Linked DNA regions of Homo sapiens: region 1 is linked to region 2. A link is a loop called in an ENCODE intact Hi-C map of the cell type or tissue named here. Cell type or tissue: PC-3. All regions are shown on one strand. Each heading gives the region's core, and the rest is flanking DNA. Links, peaks and the distances in the headings are about the cores only.

Region 1 (2,928 bases), core at 168-2,667, 140 kb before region 2:
CATCATAATTTTTAAGAAGATTGGAATCACCAGGACTTGTTTTCTTACCCATTTCTCTCTTACTTCTATAATACTCATATTCTGTGGCTTTAGAGAAGTCCTCCTACTCTGAGATTAAAAACTCTAATTTGTAACTTAAGCCATTATAAAATGTATGCTAGAGGATAATTCTGGTTTTTAAATATGGTACTTATAAATACAGCATTATTAGAAGTCAAGAATGTTTCCAACTTCTGTGTTTGTCATATATTTGTCTAGGCCTCTATAGTAAACTGCTTTACCCTTGACCTCTAGCTACGTTTTCTCCTCCTTCTTCTAATTGCTCCAAGCTTTCTTCTTAGGTCATTGCAAGCTGTCCTACTTCTTCCCTGGTACACTTATGTTCTGTATACTTGGACTGCCTGCCTGTTCTCAGTTTATTTCTCATCCTTATTTGGAAAGTACAGAACTTGAGAATGGTAAACAAAATCGACATTCTTTGTTATTTGGTAGGCAAGTAGCTAATTTAAGAATTAAAATAGAAGTATAAATTATTATAAGAGTTATAAGTGGTTGAGTGCCAATTTTGTGCTTTTAGCTGTAGAAAAGAAAATCATTTTCTTACAAAACTGTGACTATACACTGTTGGTAATAAAATATTCATGCTAATCATGTTCATAAGATTGTAACAGAAATGCTGATATTCTAATATCTCCATTTCTCCCCCTATGGTACTTAGTAAACTATGGAACTAGATACTAGTCTAGAGCATTTTTTTCTTTCTCATATTATATTATAGGTCATTCTAATACTAATTGTAACTAAAAAGTAAGCATTTTCTAAAACTATTTCTATTACCAATGAAAAATTGTGTTGAATGCTAATACTAATTATTTGTCAATGGTAACCTTTTGTTAAAAGAATTAATTCTTTTGTTCATACTAGGCAGGACAGAAACTGAACTGGCAAGAGAGACAGATAAATCTAAATTTCTGTAGCACTTTTTTCTCTCAATATAAATATTTAATTATGTAATGAGAAATTCTTATGAAAAATTGTGACATACAATGGGATTGATTCTTTCTCTGTAAGTAGGGCACTAGTCATGTATCTGAGAAAGAAATTAAAACTTTTAAAGTATTTTTAAGTGATGGATCTATTCTAGGCACTTTAAAATATTCTCTTTAATTGTCACTGTACCCTACAAACTAGATATTATCATCCCTATTTCACAGATGAGTAATTAAGGTGAAATAACTTGCCCACAGCTGCACAGTTAATACTAGGAAGAGCCAGAGGTATGACACAAGGCTGATTCTAAAGCTCATGTCCTTTCCATCTTCTTAAAATAGGCCCCTCTGCTCATTCTTCAGGAGAAAATCAGCCTTGCGATATATTATAATACCTACCACGAGAGCCTTGTGGTTTGGTGGATAAGGATGTGGGATCTGAGGTTAAACTGAATTTGGAGCTCAATCCTGTCACTCACTGATTGTGTAATCTTGAACATTACTTGATGTCTCTGCGCTTCAATTTCGTCATCTGTAAAAATGGGGTGATAACAATAATATCCACTCAGTAGTGTGGTTTGTAAGGACTAAATGAGGGAATACACATAAAGTTCTCAATAAAGTGGTGAATACATAGTGTTCAATGGACATTTTCCAGGAGTTTGTTCTCCCTATAAAAGTTGGTCTTTTTGTGGGTAGAGAAAAGATGTATGGGTTGTAAATTCCTTTCTTCTTAGCCACTTATGTCTGGCTGATTTGGAAATCACTGCTTGTTTTAGATCCCTGCCAGATTTTACATGTTCATTTTTTTTTTCCTTTCATGCATCGTAGAAGATTAAAAATGCCCATAAATTCTTTGCTAATTCACCCTTTGAGAAGATTTTCCTTCTCTTGAATATATGCTAGACTTAGTGACTTACTTGATAAATAGAATATTGCAGAGTGGGACTTTTAAGGCTAAATAAAAGGAGTCTTGCATCTTTTGTCCACATCTCTTTGAATGCTTCTCTGGGAGTCCTCAAGCATCAAGTGAGAAGTCTGACTGCCTTGAAATGTTGCAGAGGCCATGTGTAGGCACTCTGGTCATCAGATCCAGCTAAGTCAAGTTTTCCAGTCATCCCTGCCAAAGTATCAGACATCCAAGGAAAGCTGTTTTGGACCCTCCAGACCAATCTGGATATCACTGAAGATGCTTAGTTGACAGAAGAATCTCCCAGCTGAGCCCTGCTTTAATTCCTGACCCCCAAAATTATGAGATATAATGAAATGGTTGTTGTTTTAAGCCACTACATTTTGGGGTAATTTGTTACACAGCACTGGATAACAGAAACATGCATTTATTTATTTTAAAAGAAACTCCTGTGCGAAAAACTCTTCTAGGTAGTGGGGAATGATGCATCTATGAACAACTTTAGCATGATCACTGATCTCATGAAGGTTACTGTCTTAGCCAGGGTTCTCCAGAGAAATAGAACCAACAAGATAAGTATATACAGGCATGTATATATAAAAGGAGATTTATTATAGGAATTGGTTCACATAGTTATGGAGGTCAAGAAGTCCAACAATCTGCTGTTTGCAAGCTGAGAAACAAAGAAAGCCAGTGGTGGAATTTAGTCAGAGGCCAAAGACCTGAGAATTGGGGTATGTGTGAGGGAATGAGCAGATAGTGTAAATCCCAGTCTGAGTCAGATATCTCAAGAACCGGGAACACCAGTGTCCAAGTGTAGGAGAAAATGGATGTCTTAGCTCAAACAGAGAAAGCAAATTCGCCCTTCCTTTGCCTTTTTATTCTATTCAGACCCTCAATAGATTGGATAATGCCCGTTCACATTGGGGAGAGTCATCTGCTGTACTCAGATCACCAGTTCAAATGCAAATATTGCTAATACCTACTATTTGAATTAAAATTCCTTTAAGATTCAGTAAATATATCTGA
Region 2 (2,928 bases), core at 209-2,708:
CTTTGGCATATTGCCAACCAGTTTGACATATTCAAGAGTCTGAGTGAAAATATTCTAGGAACATTGGGAGATGTTTTAATTGCCTAAGATCCACTAGTAGGCATTTCAGAATGTCTCCTAGCTTTTGATTACTGACCAAATCAGGAATTAATGATCTGCCATTTTCCACATTATTACTTACAAATTAAGAATTGACATTTTATGCTAATATATTCCTGATAAACTTTGCCAGTTATTTTTCTTTCTAACAAATCAAAAATACATTTTCAATTAAATAATGACTTGAAGATGGGAACTACCAACCCACAGACCTAGGTAGCTGGGGTTTGTCTTTGTTGCTGTTATTCAGAGGCAAAAAGACTTGTTAGGGTGTTTGTTGAGAAGGATGTAACTATGACACTTTTGGCTCAGTCTACCATTACAATTACTAATGAGAGTTTTGGGGCGTGGGGAGCAAGCCTAAGATTGTCCTTAAGTAACAGGACAAGAAGCCTTCAAATGGTGGTGTTGGGGGTCAGAGTTGAGGATATAAAAATAATTCAGCACAAATTATATTTTATGATCTTCCTTGTTGCCTTTCCTTGCCTGAAATTTTGTAAAGATGATATCAGATTTAACTGAACTTTAAGGCAGCCTAAAGGGGGGGAAGATAAATTACATATATGAATGAATATGACCAGCCTTTCCTTCATACTCCCAGAGCTTCTTAAAAAAAAACCATGTGCTTCACTGTAACATATTTCACTTTACAATTGGGCATGTTTACATTTAAAAAATTGTAAATTCAAGAGGGTAGAGCATGGCCTCATTTGTTTTTGCCTCCCATCTATGCCCAGGAGGGGTTTGTTGACTGTGTAGGAGTTAAGGGGGCAGTACCATACCTTTACCTTGGTCATGGTAGAAGTTATAGGATTATGATCACGTTCTCCATATAAAAATACCCACCACATATCTGCAACCCCTCTCTCCTATTCATCAGGCATTGCTTCCCCAACTCCCTTCTCCACATGTATCAGGGCATTTTGCATCCTCGAATGTGTTGTTTCACATGTATTCATCCACATTTGCCATATTTTAGTGGAGCAGACACCAAGATTTAGGGCAAGGGTTGAAACTTACGGCTTGTATAAGATAAACTGTAATAGGACAATTAATATGTTCCAGACAAGATAAAGGAAAATCAGCTTTGCCAAAGATTGATTGATAAAGCAAGTAAGAGAGGAGATCCAGTTAGAGAAACATAGAAACAGAAAAACCCTAAGATATAGAGAAGCAAAGGCAGAAATGGAGACACATTCGTGTGCGTGCATGTGCACATGGACACACACACACTCACACCAGCATTCTATGCCAGAGCTGAATCTTCATGAGCATTTTCCTTAACTTAGCCTCTTCATGTTTACTTTTTACGCTAGCCTTTAAAAATTGAGATATCTGACTTATGCTCTTTTTGCAGGAATGTTTTTAAAGATTATTTATTTAAAAAATAAAGACCTGCAAAACACTGAGAGATCCTCATAGACAGTAATCATATCTGTCACATATAAAGCATGTACTTATATTTATTATTATAAGTGTTATCTATAATAAGTGTTATATATTCTAAGTTTTTTATAAGTTTATAGATCGTGTATGGGAGGAAAACATCTAGAAAGAGTCTGGTCACTTCTATGTCAAATAAGCAACCACCAGCTGCTGGATAAACTGCTTTTTTATTCTTTTAGGCTCCTTCCAACCCCAGCTATTTCCTCTGACCCTTTCTTTTTAAATTTTTTTTTTAAATGACGGAAGTGAGGGTAGGAGGAGGCCAGATCAAAAAAGGAAAAAGTTCTTTTCATGATATAGACTTACAAGTAATACATCTTTTTATAAAACTGTTTATTTAAGGATAAAAGGGCTCATGGACATCTATGAAATGTAAATCTCGCATAAATGAATAAACAATGACATGTGGCTGCTCTGGCCAGGCGTATCATCATATGTAATGGAAAAAGAAATCCTATTGTTTGGAAATAGGTCTTTATATGTGATTTTAAAGATTTAACAAGTACTTATTCATAGGAAGGAAATGTTAGAATTCATTTTAGAAATTTTATTTTAATCAAATTTATAATTGATCACTTTTTGTCATATTAAAACACAAATATTTGATTGGAAAAAAGGAACATGTGACCAAATACACAAACAGCAGTAAATCCTGTAATGCAAACACTAATAAAACTATTACTACATATTTAATCTTTCCTAGGTAATTGCCAAATAATCTTCATTTTAAATGCTTTAAGACTGTCATTCTGTAAATCAGACTCTCTCCAACTCTAATTTGAAGTGATCCTTCTACTGCTATCAAGGAGTAACAGTTTCTAAATGTCCTCTTCAAACATTTGGTGAAGGAGAAGCAAGTTTCTATGTGTGTTACTTAGAAGTGGTAAGAAAACTCAACTGCAGCACTTAGGGAAGCAGAGGCAGGCAGATCACTTGAGGTCAGGAGTTCGAGAACCCGGGAGGCGGAGGTTGCAGTGAGTAGAGATCGCACCACTGCACTCCAGCCTACGCGACAGAGCAAGACTCTGTCTCAGAAAAAGAAAAGAAAAGAAAACTCAACTGGAATGGATTGAAATATAACTTATAATTGATTATGGTTTTTAAAGTGAATGAAAATAAGTCAAATTAGGGATTTTCCTAAGAGTTACAAAGCAATTACTGATATTAGGATATAACCTTGGAAGTCAGTCCAGTTTCAACTTGACTCTCTCTCACTGCATCATCTTTATTACTGATCAGTTAATAGTTAATTCACATTAATAATCCTGGGAAGGAAGCACTGAAGTGTCTTCCACCCTCACACACTTACACACACACTCACACTTACTGAAAGTCATTGGTTCAAATATATACAGTGCAGTACTCTTCAATTTAAGGTCCAGA

What was found. A loop is a pair of places that touch in the nucleus more often than their neighbours do. Peaks named below come from ENCODE experiments on the same cell type or tissue, not always from the same donor. Only the 100,000 strongest peaks of a DNase experiment are listed, where the experiment ranks them.
Region 1: it touches region 2 in a loop (2.7-fold over the local background); 2 of 110 quality-filtered maps call a loop at or near these places.

Annotation. Positions count from the first base shown.
Region 1 is chr12:89,732,373-89,735,300 of GRCh38, forward strand. All of the region lies in intron 2 of LOC107984543 (a long non-coding RNA gene), which reads left to right. Among named protein-coding and RNA genes, the nearest start is that of ATP2B1-AS1, 25 kb to the left of the region's middle. In PC-3, for the core only: no CTCF peak of the experiment used is centred there; a DNase peak (open chromatin) is centred at 1,479; H3K4me3 peaks cover 832 bases; H3K27ac peaks cover 2,429 bases.
Region 2 is chr12:89,876,014-89,878,941 of GRCh38, forward strand. No RefSeq gene overlaps it. Among named protein-coding and RNA genes, the nearest start is that of LINC02399, 70 kb to the right of the region's middle. In PC-3, for the core only: no CTCF peak of the experiment used is centred there; no DNase peak of the experiment used is centred there.